Linked DNA regions of Homo sapiens: regions 1, 2, 3, 4 and 6 are each linked to region 5. The links are chromatin contacts, found by Hi-C or POLR2A ChIA-PET in ENCODE. All regions are on one chromosome and are shown on one strand. Each heading gives the region's core, a stretch centred on a gene start or an enhancer-like site at or near the end of the contact. The rest is flanking DNA. Distances are from core to core; before and after follow the strand shown.

What was found. Hi-C counts contacts between places; a loop is a spot of excess contacts on that map. ChIA-PET counts read pairs that join two places held with the same protein, here RNA polymerase II (POLR2A). Pooled maps may share reads with other maps.
Region 1: a map of naive thymus-derived CD4-positive, alpha-beta T cell shows a loop between it and region 5 (14-fold over the local background). The contact joins the promoter of RHOH here to the promoter of RELL1 in region 5. A Hi-C loop is called at or near these places in 1 of 168 maps with a recorded cell type or tissue (naive thymus-derived CD4-positive, alpha-beta T cell), 1 of 37 single-sample maps with no recorded cell type and 8 of 50 pooled maps.
Region 2: a map of CD8-positive, alpha-beta T cell shows a loop between it and region 5 (11-fold over the local background). The contact joins the promoter of PDS5A here to the promoter of RELL1 in region 5. A Hi-C loop is called at or near these places in 2 of 168 maps with a recorded cell type or tissue (CD8-positive, alpha-beta T cell and dorsolateral prefrontal cortex) and 10 of 50 pooled maps.
Region 3: a loop to region 5 is called in a pooled map, with 2.8 times the contacts of the local background. The contact joins the enhancer-like site here to the promoter of RELL1 in region 5. A Hi-C loop is called at or near these places in 3 of 50 pooled maps. POLR2A ChIA-PET finds 5 or more read pairs at or near these places in 2 of 52 experiments (HEK293 and naive thymus-derived CD4-positive, alpha-beta T cell).
Region 4: a loop to region 5 is called in a map of CD4-positive, alpha-beta memory T cell, with 10 times the contacts of the local background. The contact joins the promoter of N4BP2 here to the promoter of RELL1 in region 5. A Hi-C loop is called at or near these places in 4 of 168 maps with a recorded cell type or tissue (CD4-positive, alpha-beta memory T cell, Right ventricle myocardium inferior, aorta and 1 more) and 13 of 50 pooled maps.
Region 6: a map of CD4-positive, alpha-beta memory T cell shows a loop between it and region 5 (7-fold over the local background). The contact joins the promoter of UBE2K here to the promoter of RELL1 in region 5. A Hi-C loop is called at or near these places in 2 of 168 maps with a recorded cell type or tissue (CD4-positive, alpha-beta memory T cell and CD8-positive, alpha-beta T cell) and 8 of 50 pooled maps.

The regions. Positions count from the first base shown.
Region 1 is chr4:40,195,383-40,198,571 of GRCh38, forward strand. It overlaps RHOH (ras homolog family member H), which reads left to right and starts at 1,649. Exons shown (of 3, transcript NM_004310.5): 1 at 1,649-1,918. RefSeq lists an enhancer at 2,622-2,721.
Region 2 is chr4:39,976,397-39,979,420 of GRCh38, forward strand. PDS5A (PDS5 cohesin associated factor A) reads right to left here and starts at 1,515. Exons shown (of 33, transcript NM_001100399.2): 1 at 1,061-1,515; 2 at 44-221. The coding sequence starts at 181. RefSeq lists an enhancer at 1-762 and silencers at 300-1,049, 1,100-1,739.
Region 3 is chr4:40,227,794-40,230,597 of GRCh38, forward strand. The region is part of intron 1 of RHOH (ras homolog family member H); the gene reads left to right. Among named protein-coding and RNA genes, the nearest start is that of RHOH, 32 kb to the left of the region's middle. Within about 2 kb of position 1,383, at least 5 of the 41 ENCODE cell types and tissues checked have a DNase peak (open chromatin) inside an H3K27ac peak, as active enhancers do.
Region 4 is chr4:40,055,600-40,058,400 of GRCh38, forward strand. N4BP2 (NEDD4 binding protein 2) reads left to right here and starts at 1,251. Exons shown (of 18, transcript NM_018177.6): 1 at 1,251-1,431. It also overlaps the pseudogene LOC344967. RefSeq lists silencers at 463-672, 1,013-1,472, 1,523-1,872 and enhancers at 2,063-2,112, 2,213-2,312.
Region 5 is chr4:37,684,867-37,687,628 of GRCh38, forward strand. RELL1 (RELT like 1) reads right to left here and starts at 1,510. Exons shown (of 7, transcript NM_001085400.2): 1 at 1,334-1,510. The coding sequence starts at 1,421. RefSeq lists silencers at 1,049-1,718, 1,899-2,208.
Region 6 is chr4:39,696,738-39,699,541 of GRCh38, forward strand. UBE2K (ubiquitin conjugating enzyme E2 K) reads left to right here and starts at 1,399. Exons shown (of 7, transcript NM_005339.5): 1 at 1,399-1,653. The coding sequence starts at 1,591. RefSeq lists an enhancer at 953-1,012 and a silencer at 1,093-1,382.

The DNA.
Region 1 (3,189 bases), core at 399-2,898, 2.5 Mb after region 5:
TTCCTTCCTTCCTTCCTTCCTTCCTTCCTTCCTTCCCTCCCCTTCTCTTCCTTTTCCTTCCCTTCCCTCCTTCTGTCTGTCCCTCTCTCTCTTTTTTCGAGACAGGGTCTTGCTGTGTCCCCAGGCTGGAGTGTGGTGGTGGATCACAGCTCACTGCAACCTCAACCTCATGGGTTCAAGCAATCCTCCTGCCTCGGACTCCTGAGTAGCTGGGACTACAGGTGTGGTTGCCCAGCTAATTTTTGTAGAGATGGGATCTCACTACGTTGCCCAGGCTGGTCCCGAACTCCTAGGTTCAAGCAATGCTCCCCGCTCAGCCTCCTAAAGTGCTGGCATTACAGGTGTGAGCCACCGCCACTGCACCTGGCCTCCCACAGAGGATTTTCTAGGAGATAATGTGCTCTTCAGAAGGCTCGAGGATCTCAGCTGGCAGATTGAGTTCTTACTGTGCATTAACAAATTGACACATGGGTTCATGTGGAAGTCTTGTGAACTTGGTAATTGGGTGTCTATTGATAAGAATGCTCACCTTGTACCATTGATTCCCTCTACAACTATGCTGCAAGCACAGTCATCTGCTTTCACTTCTTTGAACATGCCAACCTCTTTCCCACCTCAGGGCCTTTGCACATACTATTTGCCTCTACGTGGAATGTTCTTTCCTCCTTCTCATCCATTAGAGTGGCAGCAGTACTTTAGAATAATCAGAGGGGTTTAAAATAATATTGATGTCCGGTCCCAACCCAGCTCAATTAAACTCAAATCTTTGAGTGTGGGGCCGATGCACTGATAAAATAAAATAAAAGGCATGGAGTTGACTTTATCCTTACGGTCGGCAGGTATTTTGACCAAGCTATCACCGTGAGCAGTAGCATCAACAGTTAGTTATTCAGGGATTTGGGGCACAGGCGGTTGTGACCACATCACAAAAGTTCAATTTGTTGGGTTAGGCGTTTAGCCATAACCTAAGTAGTTGCAGATGGTCTCTACACCTGGATTGCCCATTAGGACAAAACAAGTAAACTTGTGTTTTTAGGCAAATAATGAAACTCTGAGGAGTCTGAAAAAACAACTCATCGCCAGGTAACTCCCAGCCCAGGTGCTCGTCCATACAGGGGTGAACGCACGGCAGGGGGCTGCTCGAACTCTCACTAAGCCTGCCTCTGTTCTTTGCAAAATATTTGATAGTTTTTAATGCAGCAAAGCGAAGCAGACAATCCACCTCTTGTTTTCCCCAAGCTGATGGGGGGAAAGTTCTAAGGTGTTGTTTCCTAAGCTCAAATTAACCAAGATTGGTCAGTGGCATGGACTTTTTTTTTTTTTTTTTTTGGTAATTTTACTTCCATGAGGAATCATTTGGACTCTTCAGTCTTCCTTTCTTCAGTTTTACGTAGGGCTTTGCTGGAGGAAAATGGGGCTAAGGGGGAGAGAAACATAGTCTCGGAGTAGGGTGGGGGATAAATTAAACGCAAACCCAGCGGTGCGGCAAAGGCCTTATTCTGCCTCTGATCTGGGGAAGTTTCATATTCTAATGGAGAGAAACGCACGTGCACACACACCCCCCTAAACCCACACAAATGAAACCCCCTCTGCGGAGAAGCCGGCTACAGGAAATTGACTTAGGCACAGGAACTTGCTAATCTCTTTTGTCACATTCGGATTGCTCCTGCTGCCCCACACACACTAACCCAACCATCTTGGGGTGGACTCCCTGCCAGCCCAACTGTTGTATTTTCAGTTCTTCCAGTGTGAATCAGTTAATATTCTCGGGAACGAGGGAGAGGTTGATCCTATGAGGAAATCAACCACAGTGAAAAGGCTTGGGCCGCTTTTGTTTTCACCTGCTTTTGTTGAACAAATTTGATTTCCGGAGTCAGTCATTTTACTGTCAAGACATTTCTTCGGCATTCTGCAACAGGTAAGGATTTTGCTTCCTTAAAAGTATTTCTTTGGTGTCAAAAGAAATTTTTCTAATTTTATTTAGCTTTTACTCTAGGCCAAACATCGTAATGACTCTGAGCTACCTGCTGTAAGGTGTAGAATCAATTTACAGGGGGACGGGGGTCGGGGGGGTGAGTGTTGCTTTGATATTCACTGCCCCTCACCACAGTCCTAACAAGATTTTTGAAACATGAAAAGTTACAATAGTTGGCTTTTTGGTTTTCCAGATATTCTAGAGAATGCATATGCTTGTGACTGTGGCTGAGCTCAACTGTATGGGTAGTTTAAATACTACCCAAGGTTTGATGAAGTAAATCTAAAGATGCTCTAAGTTGTGCAAATATGAATTTTAAAGTTGTCTAGTTCAGAAAAGAAACAGAACCGAAGTCTAAATGATGTAGATTTCAATCTGGAATTTCTAGCTTGTGTTTTTCACCTATTGCCAATGTTAATGACCATTTCCCAAAAGTGCTCTATGATGTATAACATGTATTTTTTAATTAAATTTAATCTTTCTTCTGAGGTGGTTTGATTTGGAGATATGCTACGAGGTACCAGTCAGTAGCCTGAGTTGTAACTAAACAAAGTTTGGGAAATCACCGGTTTTAGGTGCTTTACTAAATGAAAGTTGCCATTGACGTATTCAAGCAGGCAACAAGTAGTTGGTGTCCCCTTATTGGTTCTAAGCTGGTGCCGTGGAGGATATAAGAGAAATATTTTAAAAATCTCTACTTTGAAGGACCCTATAATCTGGTAGTTGTGATAAGAAGTAAAATTTAGGAAGCAATGCAAGATGAGAATTCAGTGATGAGTGGGGCAGCACAGGCTTGAAGAGTTCTGTGAATTCCATGGAGGGGGCCTGGGGGCAAACTGGAGTTGTCAGGAAGATCTGGGCTTTGGAAGAATGCGAAGTGTCGGTAGAAGGAGAAGGGGCAGGTGATTTCAGACTGGGAGGACCTTGTGGGCAAAGGCACAAAGGCGAGACTGACCTGGAGATGATAAGGCCAGTTGAAGAGACACTGGAGAAGAGAAGACAGTTTGTTTTACACATTGCAGGAAATCAGATTAGACAGTTAGGGTGTGGACACAAAAGCGAGGACCTTGCAGGCACTGGGGAGAAGTGACCCCATTCAATAGTCCTTGGTCTCCTTCTGCCCTGCGGCTGCGCTTCCTCGGCTCTCACGGCACCAGCAGAATTCCATGTGAGAGGGAGCTTGTCGAGCGTGGCCTCTTCCCACTTGGGGCTGC
Region 2 (3,024 bases), core at 265-2,764, 2.3 Mb after region 5:
AGCGCCTTCTACCAAAGACATCAAAATCCGTCCAGACACTTACCTTCAGGCGTTTGATCATCTCGTCCGTGGTGATCTTGTCGGTGATCTCTTTTACCCCCGGAGGGTAAGCGATCTTCCCGTCGGCACTCACGACGCCACAGAGGGCAGTGGCAGGCTTGGGCTGCGCGGTGAAGTCCATCCTGGGGGACAACTTTTGGTTCACAGTCCTCTACCGGCCTCTATCGGTCAGAAAACCAAAGTTCAGCGGGAAAGGGGCGACTTTGTAACCTCTTTTTTCATTTCAAATCTCTCTAATCTGGAAAAGGCCCTGTCTCCCCAGAGGCCGGGGACCCGGCAGCGGCCTCGCCACCCGCTCTTTCCCAGGGATCGAACCCCGCCGGCCCCGCCAACCCGGCCCTGCCAGCCCCAGGCTCACGGGGCTCCTCCGCACCAGCCGCCGTGGCCGCCGAACAGCGCCAGGAGTTTCCCATTCCGCCTTTCACAATGAAATCCACCCCCGAGCACCAGGGTCCGAAGTTTGGCGGCCCCGGGAGGCCGGCAAGGACCCCAAGGCCCCCGCTCGGCGGTGGGGAAGCACCCAGTCCCGCCCGGCCAGTCCCCTCCGGGAAACCAGACCCGAGGCCTATAGGGCTCGGCTTAGGCCGCAAAACTAGGGACCCAGCGGACCCACGCGCAGCGGCGGCTGCCGGGAACAAAACGCCCTTGCCCAGCCGAGCCTCGGACCCGGGGTAGTCCCCGCCGCGCTGCCACCCCTCCCCTGTTCCGCTCCCTCACCCCCGCGGGAGGGGAAAACAAGCCGCCCTCCACCCTCAGCCCCACGCCAGGAAGCGGCTGACGCGCCTCCGCACTTCACATTTTGTTCCTTCAACTTCGGCTGAGGGACCCCAGCTGCTTCTCTGGCCCCCGGCCGCTTGGCGCCTCCGGCACCGCCGAGGCCTTCCCGGCACCCTCGGGCGGCCCCACCGGGCCTCGGACCCGCGGCCCCCCCCTCCAGTCTCCCCTTCCGTCCCCTCCCTCCAGCAGCCTAGGGCGGGAGCCGAGCCGCCGCCGCCTTTACCTCCTCCTCATGCGGGCGGAAGGTGCATCGAGCGCCCGGGCCTCTGTCAGGTGGTTGCGCCGCCGCCCCTAGTCGGGCTGCACACAAAGCGGCTCCGCGGGTCCCGCCGCCGCCGCCGCCGCCGCCCGCCCGCCCGGGAGCGGCGCTGGGGCTGGCGGTGCCGAGGAGGAGCAGCCGCCGCGGGGGGAGACGCGGGGCGAGTGAGCGCTGGGCGGGGAGACAGTGCCGCTCTCCGTCTGGCCGAGGAAGAGCAGCCTCGAAGGCTCCTCCGGGAGTGTGTGCGCTTGTGTCCGTCCGGGACCCCCGCGGCCCGCCCGCACGCACCTCGCGCCGGCCCGGACCGCCGACTCGGACCCGGACGCCCCTCGCAGAGGCGCGCGCCCGGCCGTCCGTGCCCCGGGAGCCGGGGCCTCGCGCACACACCGGCCGGTCACGCGAGCGGCGCGAGAGCACGCGAGAGCAGCGCGCGCTCCTCGCTCCCTCCCCTTCCTCCGCCGGCCGTGCATCCGCCTCCCTCGGGCCCGAGGCGGCCGCGCGCAGGGCGGACAGCGCCGCCACCCGGTTGGCGCCAATACCTGCCGCGCGGGGCGCCTCCCGGAGGACCCGACCGGAGAGGGCGAGAGGAGGAGGAGCCCGGGTGGCGGGAAGCGAGCCCAGGTTCCCGCGGCCTTGCGAGGGCACGCAGGGCAAACAGTGCTTTATCTTTCGCAGCGGCGATGAGCTGGTGACTTTTGGGGGTCATCCTGAGGGACATAGACGAAACTGGTTGGGAGGTAGTTAATTGCTCGGTGAAAATGAACTGATTTCCTCCTCAGGGAGAGATCTGCAAAGTCAAGGAAAGTTGTGCAATGGGGCGCAGCGTGAGCGGCTCACTCTCGGGTCTTCTGACAGCCACCCGAGTTGCCCACCCTCCTTAGATTTCTGAAGTTAATATTTTGAAAGCTGCAAAACATGAAAATAGCATTGGGTCGAGTCGTTCTCAAGGTATGGTCTTTGGGCCACCAGGCCTCACAATCACTTTGGGTACTGGCTGAAAACGTAGGTTTCCAACTCCAAAGATTAAAAAACATAAAAATATATGTTTTTTTAACGTAAAAATATATATGAACATAAAACATATAAAAATATAACATATAAAATAAAACACTAAAAAATATAAAAATATACATAAACATAAAAATCTCTGAGAGTGGAACCCAGAAATAAGCATTTATTAATTGGGTGGGTGATTCTTGTAAATAAGGAAGAGCTCATTTTTTAAAAATGTTTTAAACCTACCAAGCATTAACGTTTTCTGTCATCCAAAGGAAAACCACTATCAGGTAAAAACAGTGCACGCAGCAGTGTTTGAGCAATTTAATGTATGTAATTGAAACAAATTAACGCAAGAACATACACTTACCTATTTAAAAAAAATCAAGAGCATACACAAAATTTCCGAAGAGAAAGTTGAAAAAAGGATACGATAATATGAAATCACATTCAGCTCTTGAAACTGACCACTACCATAGTTTAAAATGATATTCGATTGTTTATTCAAATTATTCTTGATGGGTACCCATTGGTCTATTTTTTTCCCACATCCTTTAACGTCAACTTAAAAATAGTAAAGGTACTGCATTTCAGCTCACTGACTTGTTTTTGACGTATTACACAAGAGCAGTCATTGCGAATCTGACACTCCACAGTTGCTGATTTGCTAGAACTCTGCCCAAAAGTCAATGCTTTGTTCTTGGGCATTTACAGTACCAGGCAGAATCCATTTAAAAGTGTCCTCATCCAAACTATTAAGTGGACCAAAAGCTGCTCTCTTTTTAGGCTCTCCCTGTCACTTTTGATATTTATTTTTTTCTTTTGAGACGGAATCTTACTCTGTCACCCAGGCTGGAGTGCAGTGGCGTGATATCGGCTCACTGCAAGCTCTGCCTCCCGGGTTCACGCCATTCTCCTGCCTCAGTCTTCCG
Region 3 (2,804 bases), core at 133-2,632, 2.5 Mb after region 5:
ATATATGTTGTCAAGAAACAGATGAGAAAATTTTAATCTTCACCAGTTGTAAATGAAATGCAAATGAAAACAAGTCAAACTTGCAAATATTATACCCAGTGAGAGTTGATAGAGAGATGCAGTGATAGGCCCATACATGGAATATAAATTGGTTCAATTTTTTATCTCTTCTGTTCCAGCAGTTGCTCTCATATCTATTTATCCTAAAGAAATAATCATATATTTATATTAAAAATATTCACTCAATGTTGCTATAGTGAAAATAAGGAATTATTAAACTATCCAACAGTAGGCAATTGGTTAAATAAATGATGCTATATTTACATAATGAAATTTTATGCAGCCATTTTCTATGTCAAGAATCTTGACATAGAATGTTAAATTAAGACCTAAATGTTAAATTAAGAAAAACAAGATGCCAAACTGCATATAAAGTATGGTATTCTTAGTTTTGGAAAAAAATGATGCACTGAATAAAAAACCCCAGAAAAATGTATGCTAATATTTTACAGCTTTTGGTTCTAGGTGGTAACTGATTTTTATCTTCTTTGGATCAGTGTTTTCGAAATGTTCTATAATGTGTATGTACTACTTTTATAATCAGAAAATAGGATATATAGAAATGGTCTGGAAAAAATGAGGAGAGAAGTTACAATAGGGAGGTCATCTTCAATCTGTTTGGACCAGCAAGTAAAAGCAGGAAATGCTGTCCACCACCAATGGCTTAAATATGTGTGTTGGATGGTGGTGGTGGTTGGTGGTTCTGGGGTTGGGGATGGGGGGAACCTTGAGATGTGATGGTTTTCTTAGTCAGAGATGGTGCTTTACAGCTGGGAAGTATCTTGAACTTGGTGGAGGTCTATCCAGACATCAGGCAGATTTCATATTTTCACAGACAAAGGCTACGTTTACGTCTAAGGGGAAAACACAAAATACTAAGATAGAAACCTCCAAAGCCCCCTCACCTTTTCAGACAACAAGAACCCCCAGGGCAGAGGGTCTTCCTCACTCTCAGAGTTACTTTGACTTCTCATCTGGTTTCGTGTGGGTAATGCATTTTCACTCTTGAGTTTCTTTTCTTTTTAAGGTATTTTCATTATGACGTTTGTTCTTTTGCAAAGAGCTAATTCTGCAGAATTCTACCCAGGGAGGGCCGAGGGAAGTTAGTGAAGGTAACGATACCAGTTAGAAAGTTGAGTTTGGGTCATCTCAGGGGCCTCCTTTGGCCTCCTTTGGCTTATGTTCTAGAGATGGCCCTTACTTCCCAGGAATAGATAGTGATGTCTTACTGAGTTGCAGGTAGAGTCTGTATTGAAGCGCAAGATTTTCTTCCCTGACTTGTCTGGGAATCCTTACCCAGGACTGTGGCTTTCCTCTTCCATATCCCTCCACCAGGAGGCAGGCTCTAAGCCTCTGTGCTGTCATCCTTTTGCCACTTCCATGAACATGCCTTCAAATACTTGAAAAAGTCACTATAGCGTAAAGTATACTTTTCTCTTTTGGTGATGCTTTTCTGCATTTTCTCTATAACCAGAGAGTAAGAATAAAACTACAGCTTGGGACCTGGCGCGGTGGCTCACACCTGTAATCCCAACACTTTGGAAGGCTGAGGAGGGTGGATCACCTGAGGTCGGGAGTTTGAGACCAGCCTGACCAACATGGAGAAACCCCGTCTCTACTAAAAGTACAAAATTAGCTGGCATGGTGGCACATGCCTGTAGTCTGAGCTACTCGGGAGGCTGAGGCAGGAGAATCGCTTGAACCTTGGGGGTGGAGGTTGCAGTGAGTTGAGATCTTGCCATTGCACTCCAGCCTGGGCAACAAGAGTGAAACGCCATCTCAAAAAAAAAAAAAAAAAGAAAGAAAGAAAACAAAAGCCCCCACGCTTTAAAACTTTTAACACGAAAAGTTTTGAAGCTACACCAAAGAGGAGAGAATAGGCTAATATACCCCTGTATACCCACCACTCAACCTCAATAGTTCTTAACACTTTTCCAATCTTACTTTATCCATTGTTTTTGCTTGTTTTCTGGAATAATATAAAATAAATCCCTGACATCTTATTGATTTTCCTCATCAATACATCAACATCTCTATCAGATAAGGGCCTTAAAATACAATTGACAAATTGATTGATAAATAAGGACCTGACAATACAGTTATCACCTAACAAAATTAGCAATAGTTCTTAAATGTCATCTAATACCCAGGCCATATTCATATTTATTTGAATATCTAAAAGAATATAAAAAGGACTTCTTTTTTTTTTGAGACGGAGTCTCACTCTGCCATCCAGGCTGGAGTGCAGTGGCACGATCCCCCCTCACTGCGACCTCTGCCTCCTAAGTTCAAGCGATTCTCCTGCTACAGCCTCCTGAGTAGCTGGGATTATTAACCACCATGACGGGCTAATTTTTGTATTTTTAGTAGAAACGGGGTTTCGCCATGTTGGCCAGGCTGGTCTAGAATTCCTGACCTCAAGTGATCCACCTGCCTTGGCCTCCCAGAGTGTGTGAATACAGGTGTGAGTCATGGCACCCGGCCTGGACTTTTTTGAGTCCAGGCCTCCCTCTGTTGTCCAGGATGGAGTGCAGTAGTGTGATCTCAGCTCACTGCAGCCTCTGCCTCCCAGGTTCAAGCGATTTTCCTGACCCAGCCTCCCGAATAGCTGGGACTACAGGCACAGGCCACCAGGCCCAGCTAATTTTTTTTGTCTGTGTTTTTAGTAGAGATGGGGTTTCGCCATGTTGCGGCTAGTTCAAGACTATCCGCAACATGGCAAAACCCCATCTCTACTAAAAGTG
Region 4 (2,801 bases), core at 1-2,500, 2.4 Mb after region 5:
CACTTTGTCATGAGGTTATTTCGCTTCTCTATTCTGGGAAAAACCACTGCAAGTGGAATGAAAAGTAACCGCAAAGGGAGGGGACGGAGGAAGTAAAAAACAGGCAAAACCACCACCACTACCATCACCACCACCACCACCAACCAGAAAGCAAAGGTGAAAAATTTGCGTACCCTGAAAACACTAAACATTTCACATCAGAACCCAGAACAAATAAACCAGGGAAAGCAGAGTTGAGAGAAAAAAAATGGTGCAGGCTTGGGGACGGACTCATACTACAGCGGTCGCAAGAGGGAAGAGCACGTCTTTGCTTTTTCTTGGCATCCGAAAACTCAAGCTCGAACTGGGGGCAAAGGCCAGCGGCTGCGGTTCCACCGGCTAAGGCGCACACATTCCCCGAGCTCAGACCGCACGCTGGCAGGGCCGATGGGGCTGGGCAGCCTCCCTCCACCCCGTGGCAGTCGCCTACCCCTTTGTCTCCCCGTGGGGCTCCGAGGCCGCGCGCCCGGAAGCCCCCCGCGGGAGGGCCGCGCGCGAGAAGGCGGGTTCCCGTGCCCGCCGCAGCGGCCACGGCCCTAGTCAGGCAATGCCGAGGCCGGTCGCTCGCCTCGCCGTCCCTCCCAACTTGCAGCCTGGACCCCGCGCGCGTCAGGGCTCGTCCCAGCTCTGCTTTCCTTTCTCCCCTCACCTCGCGAGGCCGACCTTGTGTTTGTTTTGTTTTTTGGGGCTCGGGAGAGTGCCGAGGGCTAGAAACAGCTGTGGTTTACCGCGCCGCTTATTTTGGCAAAAATTCCGGGCCTGTTGCAATGTTCCCCAGCGCCAAACAGCTCCCGCCTTCCCCCCAAGCAGAACCCGACACTCGAAGAAGGGCTTGCTCCTCCAGGGACCCCCTGATAAGAAAAGTGGGGACCACGGCCCGCTCTCGGGCGAGACTTGGGGGGTGGGCGACCGGAAGCAGCCGAACCGGCCGGGCAGGGCTTGCTCTCCAACGGGAGAGCGGGAGCGGGAGAGGTGGGAGCGCCCGCGGGCTCAAGTCCCCCGGGCCGCCGCGCCGAGGCGGAGCTCGGGGACGAAGCAGAGGTCGTGGCGGACAGCCGGCGGGCTTGGGGGGGGGCGGTGGGCGGCGATCCACCTGGGCGACGTGGCAGCCATTGCCGGCGCCTCGAGACCCCTCCCCACCCGGCCGCCCACCCGCCCTCTCGCGGCGGGCTTCTGCGCGGCTGCTCTTCCCCGGCCGGACGGAGAGCGGCAGTGTCTCCCCGCCGGGCGCGCTCGCCGTGTCTCCCCCGCGGCCGCAGCTGCTTGCTAGCCTTGCGCGGCGCGGGAGAGCGCAGTGGCGCCGGCGGGAAAGGGCTGCGGACCTGCGGCGCCGCGTTGTGCGTTCGACGACGCGGCACCGGCTTCGACGCCCTCTGCCCGCTCCAGAAGCAGGTAAAGGCGGCGGGTGGGAGGCAGGGAGGCGGGTCCAAGGTGAGGGCCCTGGAGGTTAGGGGTCCCGGGGCTCCGAGCCGAAGCGGAGGGCCTGAAGCAGCGGCGGGCGGCGCGGCGAATGAACCCCCAAGCCCTGAATGTGGGGCCCGGCGCGGGCCGCCTCCGATCTGACCCGCGGGCCCGGCTGCCCGGACGGAAGGGAAGTGAGGCGTCGGCGAGAGGCGGGCCCTGGCGCTCAGCCCGAGGCCGGGCGAAGGCGGGGGCCGCGGCCGCTTCCTTGGCCTCCGAGTGCCTGGCGGGCCTCCAGGCCCCAGACACACCCCTCTCGACCCCCCGAGGTTTCCTCCCAGATCTGTTCCCGCCGGGACCTGACCTTGCGCCCCTCCAGGCGCCTTAGGTGTTTGCCAGGCGGAGCCTTCTGGGAACTTCAGGCCACCTTCCTGAGCACATAGTCCTAGCAGAGCCGTTTATTTACTCAGTTCAAGTCCAGACACACAGCCACTCACACGTTCGGATTTTGGAGACTGCGGGGAGACTTTCCCCTCCCCGGCATTTGTGTGTCTTTGGCCCTCGTCCCGCCTCCCCTGCCCCCATCTGCAACTTTGTCCCTCAATGGGACCCTTCTAGAGCCCCTCTCTCATCGGGACTCTCTCTAAGCCGTCCGTTTGGAAATTCATCCTCAATAGAGTGAGTCATCTTAGCGGGGGCACAGTTTATCTCTCATGCGCTTTTGGTTAAAATAGTTTTTTTTTTCCCTCCGAAAGAGAGCTAGAGTAATAGAATGTAGATGACAGGTCAGTGTCAGTGTTGGCTTCAAAGGCTCTTCCTTTCGGCGGCAGTCTTTGTAACTAGGATCTGATATTTGTGGCACGGACAGGTTTGTACACATTCTCGCCATGCAGTGGTTGTAATGTCTCCATGGCACAGTTCTGGCTTGAAGGCAGGATTGGCTGCTTTTTCTACTCGACATCTTTGAGCCAATCAGCAAGGGCTGCTTGCCTGGAGACTGGTTAACTCAGTAAAGGTGGCCATTGGTTGAGCTCCTAGAAGAAAATCCTGGAGATGAACCTAGCCTCTCAGAAAACAATGACTGATTTGCAGCTGTATTAAAAAAATGTTTTCTTTTAATCCCAACATCAGCCTTTTCACTCCGTTTTTATTACTTCCAGTGTTTTTCTTTCAAACACCAGCTGTCTTTTGTAACTCGTTTTAACTCTCATCCTTTAATTTTAACTAAAAGACGCGCTTTAGGAAATGTAAACATCGTGTGTTCTGTGTTTTGATAAACGTGGTTCCATCTGCCTTTCTAACATTGTTTACTGCTAAAGGTCAGAAATAAACAGTTTTGAGTTTCGCTGCCAGGACCTTTT
Region 5 (2,762 bases), core at 260-2,759:
CACTTGAACCAGAGAGCTGGAGGTTGCAGTGAGCCGAGGTTGTGCCACTGCACTCCAGTCTGGGTGACAAAATGAGCCCCTGTATCAAAATAAGGAAAAGAAAAAAAAAATTGTCCCATCCAGTAAAACATGTCACTAGCTGCCATTTCCCCAGGTGGATGGCTAACGGAAATACGGGCCTGCTAAAAAGACTCAGGAGACAATATTATCCATCTCCTTCCCTTCCAACCTGCTCTGGTTTCTATGAAAAAGTGAAGGCCAAACTGCTAAGTCAGTGTAAAAGTTGTAAGCGACTGAAATGTTCTCAGGAGGAAGAGTTTATGGATGTTTATGGAGGAGACAGTCACTGTTGAAAGGCTTCCAGTTGCTTATTATTTGGGCCTGAGGAGGAACCACCGCTGAAATCAAGCTTGGAAGAGCTTGCTGACGTCAGATTCCCAGCTGTAGTAACCCCAAATGGCCAAGTAAGTATGTTTTTTTTTTAACTGCAGCTGTTAGGTGGCAATTAAGAGGGGAAGCGGTGGTAAGGAATCCCTAGTGTCTGTAATTATAAAAGCAAGGATGTGACATAGGACTTCCATAAAACTTACACCTCCTCTTAAGATTGATTTCAATTAAAAACTGCTTCATCGTTGGTGACACTTTAGCATCTCTGTTGGTGGCTTCCTGCCCTGACCACACAAGGTTCCTTTCGTGACGACAGGAATCAACAAAAAGAAGAAAAAAATGTAAGTTTACCAACGCGCCTTCCCTTTTTCCGAGCCTGATTTATACAGGATATATGGGAAGAAATGTGGACTCCTTGACCTGTTACAAGAATCCATCAACCACCCAAATAAATGGAAACGTGGAAAGAGATTCAAAGTCCTCCAGGTTTTAGGATATTTTAAGGTATTTAAAAGGGAGAAGGAGGCGCCGACAGCGCACCCGGTGCTCTGTGTCACGATCTTCCGCTCGCGGCGCCTTTGAGGACAAGGGCGGCGGGAAACGGGTCCGCGGGGTTCCGAGGCGAGCGGCCGTGGAGGAAGCGCCCCCGAAGAAGGCCTGGTCCCTACGCCCCGCACTGCCCAGCGCTGGGGAACACAGATCCTCGGAGGAGGCCCCAGGGAGGGAAGGCGGGAGCGGGGCCCGCGGGAGGGGAGGGACGGGAGCCGTTGCCACGCACCGCGCCCTGCCCGGACCGCCGCGGGACAGCCAGTTGTTCAGTGCCGGGATCCCGCGGCTGTGCCAGAAAGCAGGACGCCGCGGGGCTGCCGTCCCGACCCCTCGCTTCCTTCCGCGCTCCCGGGACCGGGCTCAGCACCCGGCGCCCCGGCTACGACCGGACACTCACCCGGAGCCACCAGCGGCGAACTCACGGCGCCTCCCACGAAGACAGCAGCGGCTAGGACGGCGGACCCCGGGAGTGCCCGCGGAGCCATCGCCGCGTCGCTTCGCCCTCCTCCCCCAGGGCGCCGCGTCCCGCGCTCGGGAAGGCAGAGCCGCTCCGGAGCCGGCGGGCTGATCGAGTGGCTGGGCTGGGCCCCAGGGAGCGGCGAACCCCGCCCCGCCATTGCCCCGCCCCACGCCACACCCACCTCGGCTCGGTCCCGCCTCTCCCCGCGCGCCCCGGGCTCCACCTAAGCCGGCACGAGGTCCACTCATGGCTCCGCCCCCGACTCCCCGCCCACCTCAGCCTGATCCCGCCTCTCCCTGCCATTCCCGCTTCCTTTCCAAACCCCGCAGCAGCCTCAGCGGCGTAGCTAGGCCATGGACACGCCCTCTTTCTCCACCCACCTCAGCTTGGCCCCGCCTCTCCCTACCGAGCCCCGGACTCCACCTAAGAAGGCACGTGGCCCATCCATGGCCCCGCCCTTTTCCCCACCCACAGCTCAGCCCGACCCCTCCTCTCCCGCTTCCTTTCCAAACCCAGCAGCAGCCTTGGCGGCGCAGTTAGGCTATAGCCCCGCCCTTGCGCCCTGCCCACCGTGGCCCGGCCGTGCCTCTACTTGCCAGGCCCGCTTCCTTTCCAAGCCGGGCCGGGATTACGCGGGAGCCCGGGGCGGGGGGAGGGTCGCCCGGGTGCAACCTCCCTCGGTCGCTGGGACTAGGCGGGCGTGGGAAGAGAAAGAGGGAGCGCGCCCCGAGAAGCACTGGACAGTCAGAAGCGGCCAGCACTGGAGTGAGCACAGGCTTTTTTCGCTGTTGGCATGTCTATCCACTAGCATTCCCCTCGGTTGCAGATCTAGGGAGTGATGCTGTGCTGGATGTCACGTTCTGTTGTTTGGAAATTAGCAGAAAAGATAACTTAAATTTCTTCCTCTGTTTGTTTGCATTTAAGCTGCTCCTATTGGGGAAAATACCTCTATGCATTTTCAGGAACAACTTGCCTTTTTTTTTTAATCGTGTGCTTGTATTGCACCTTGCGCATACTCCCGCAAAGTAGGTCTTTCAATGCCCAGACGCTTATTATCTCCTCACATCCTCACATCAGCTCTGCGAGGTGACTATTAGAGGCCAGGGAGTAAACCCACGATGTCTGGGCCACCATGATAAATTGTAATTATCTCATTGTCATTGTGTTTGCTCGCTGCTGTGCCCTCAGCGCCTGGATGGAGGACAGACAGCACACGCTAAGAGGTCAGAAGTGTTTTCTGAAGTTGAATCATCTTCACAAGCATTAATAGGACTCAGAGGCTCTCTCTGAATAGTTCCTTTTTACTGCCCTGTAGAGACTGTTGTTACTGGGCCATCAAGCATTTGCTTGAAGGAAATTAGGGCAG
Region 6 (2,804 bases), core at 149-2,648, 2.0 Mb after region 5:
GGTCTTGATCTCCTGACCTCGTGATCCGCCCGCCTCCGCCTCCCAAAGTGCTGGGATTACAGGCGTGAGCCACCGCACCTGGCCCAGAAACCACTTTCAAACTTACTTTCCACTTAAAATATTTTATACTTTTTGTTTTGTTTTGTTTTGTTTGAGACAGAATCTTGCACTGTGGCCCAGGCTGGAGTGCAGTGGCGCGATCTCGCTCACTGCAACCTCCGACCCCCAGGTTCAAGCGATGTTCCTGCCTCAGCCTCCAGAATAGCTGGGATTACAGGTGCCTGCCACCACACCTGGCTGATTTTTGTATTTTTAGTAGAGATGGGGTTTCACCATGTTGGCCAGACTGGTCTCGGACTCCTGACCTCAAGCGATCCGCCGCGCCAGCAAAAACGTTTTAGTCTTATCTGTACTCATTTACTCATTCAATATTTATTGAGTGCCTACTATCACCAGGCACCTTTGAGGCCTAGGTTTACAGAAATAAGGCTCCCCCTCCCCCACCCCGAGTCCCCTGAAGGGTACTGTAATTGTTTCCATTTCTCCAATTTTCACTTTAATATATGTGAATTTTCACATGCTTCATTCAGTTCAGTGGTTCTCATAATGTGGTCCCGGAACCAGCACCAACAGCAGCAGCAACTGGGAGACTTGTTAGAAGCGCAGTCTTAGGCCCACCCTACACTCTAGGGATGGGCATAGGAGTGTGTGTGTGTGTGTGTGTGTGTGTGTGTGAGAGAGAGAGAGAGAGAGAGAGAGAGATTGTGTGTGTGTGTCAAGCTCGGTATTAAATAGGTCAAAGAGCAACATCTGGCTTCTAAACCCACCCTCAGGCCTCTCCACCGAGTACCTGTCTCAAACCCAATCTGATCCAACAATAACCAGCCTTAATTCAATAATCTGTGCTACCTGAGATGATGGGAATAATCGTGGTACTATAAATGTTGCAGAACAAAAACGACTGCAGTAGATTTTCTGGGGCTACACCAACTGAAAATGGGCCGGACCGAGATCCGGGAGAGCGTTTTCCTGCGCTAGACACGGCGTTCAGCCTCCGGGTTCCGGGTCTAGCTGAGTCAGGGCGGCGTTCCAGCCGAGTGCGGCGTCGGAAACCCGTTCGGTTGCGCCCGAACCTTCGGTCAGAGGCCAGCGCTGGAAGCCCAGACCACAGCACCCGGGTTTAAACAGGAGCGGAGGCGCCGGGAAGGGCCGGGGGGGCCGGCTAGGGCCGGCCAGCTTGGAAGCCGCACCCTCGCGGCCCCAGACGCCGGCAGGGCGGAGCCACGCGGCCGCAGCCCCAGCCGAGACGCGAGCTCGTGGCTCGGGCGTATGGGGGCTCCAACGGGAGCGGCTGCGCCGCCCGGCCGGGTCAACGTCGTGCGCATGCGCCGACCCGGCGCCATTTTGGTGGCCGGGCGCGGAGGTGATTCCACACTGAGGCGAGCGCGGCGGCCGGGGTGGTAGTGGCAGTGTTCGTGTGCTCAGGTCTGAATCGCCGAGGGAGGAGGCGGTGGAGGAAGAGGTGGCGGCGGTGGCGGTGGTCGTAGCGGTGGCGGAGGAGGCGGGTACGAATCAGCTGCGGGCGGAGACATGGCCAACATCGCGGTGCAGCGAATCAAGCGGGAGTTCAAGGAGGTGCTGAAGAGCGAGGAGGTCAGAAATGAACTCCCGGATATCCCCCACCTCTGCCTGGGGCGGGAGGGTCCTCCCAGCTGCGACCCCGATATCCCCGGTAGTCCCTGGGTGGTCCTCCTTGCGGCCGCCCTTCTGCCTGTGAGGAAGCAGCAGTGTTCCCCTCCTCCTTCCGCCGCCTTCCCCTCCCCTCCCAGAGCGCTAGGATGGACGGTCTCGCGGGCGGGTGGTCTGGGGTGGAACATGGTTTGGGGAGGTGATGGACAGGGGGCAACTCCTCGGAGGGATGGAAGCTCACAAGAGAACCCGAGGCGGTGGCCGCAGCTGGAAATGTGGCTGTGGGGTGGGGAGGGAGCAGGCCGAGCCTGAGAAAACCCGGGAAGTGGGTTGGGGGAAGGGGAAAGGTGGTAACTGGATCCCAAGAGCAGTGCTGCTCGAAGGCCCACACTTTTGAGGGTATTCGGGGTTATTGCCTGTCAGGCCTTCACTGTTCTTTTCTTGGGGAAGGAGCAGTGAGTCCTTAGGTATTGATTAAAAAGGAAGGACATTCAGAGTTAGTCCTTCTTAGTTGGGTGTTAGGAGTCAAAGGGAGACATAATAGAATACTGTCTTATTTGGTGGCAGGGGTAAGGGAATTTTCACCTGAGTTAGCAAGTTAATTCCAAATAAGATAATTATCTCTTTTCCACTTAACCCCCAAATTCCTAGGCCTCATCTTTATTGACATCTCAATCTTTTGAGTGGGCAAAGGCAAGGTGTTTGGTGTATTAAAGACATGTAAATATTTTTAGTTAGGAAACAAATAATGGAATGTATGAGTAGCTTATTTCAAAATATTGTTTACAAGTTACAGATCAGAGAGACTGTCTTAAGACAGTGCCTCTGTGACTCGTGTTGTGCCACGAAACTTCATTATGATGTCCCTCATAGTTAACTTGATTCTTACTTTTGAAAAGCAGACCTATTAAAAATGTGAAATTTCACCAGATTAATACATTGTTTCATCTCCTTATTGAGATTTATCACGACTTAACAGATTTTCAAAAAAGTTGCCTCCCGTTGCTCTTAAGTCCTGCAGAATTTAGATACATTTGTACTACGTTTATTTATGTAAGATATTCACAGTGCTCTAGTAATTTGACTCAAAATTATGCAAGTATTAGTACAGTTTC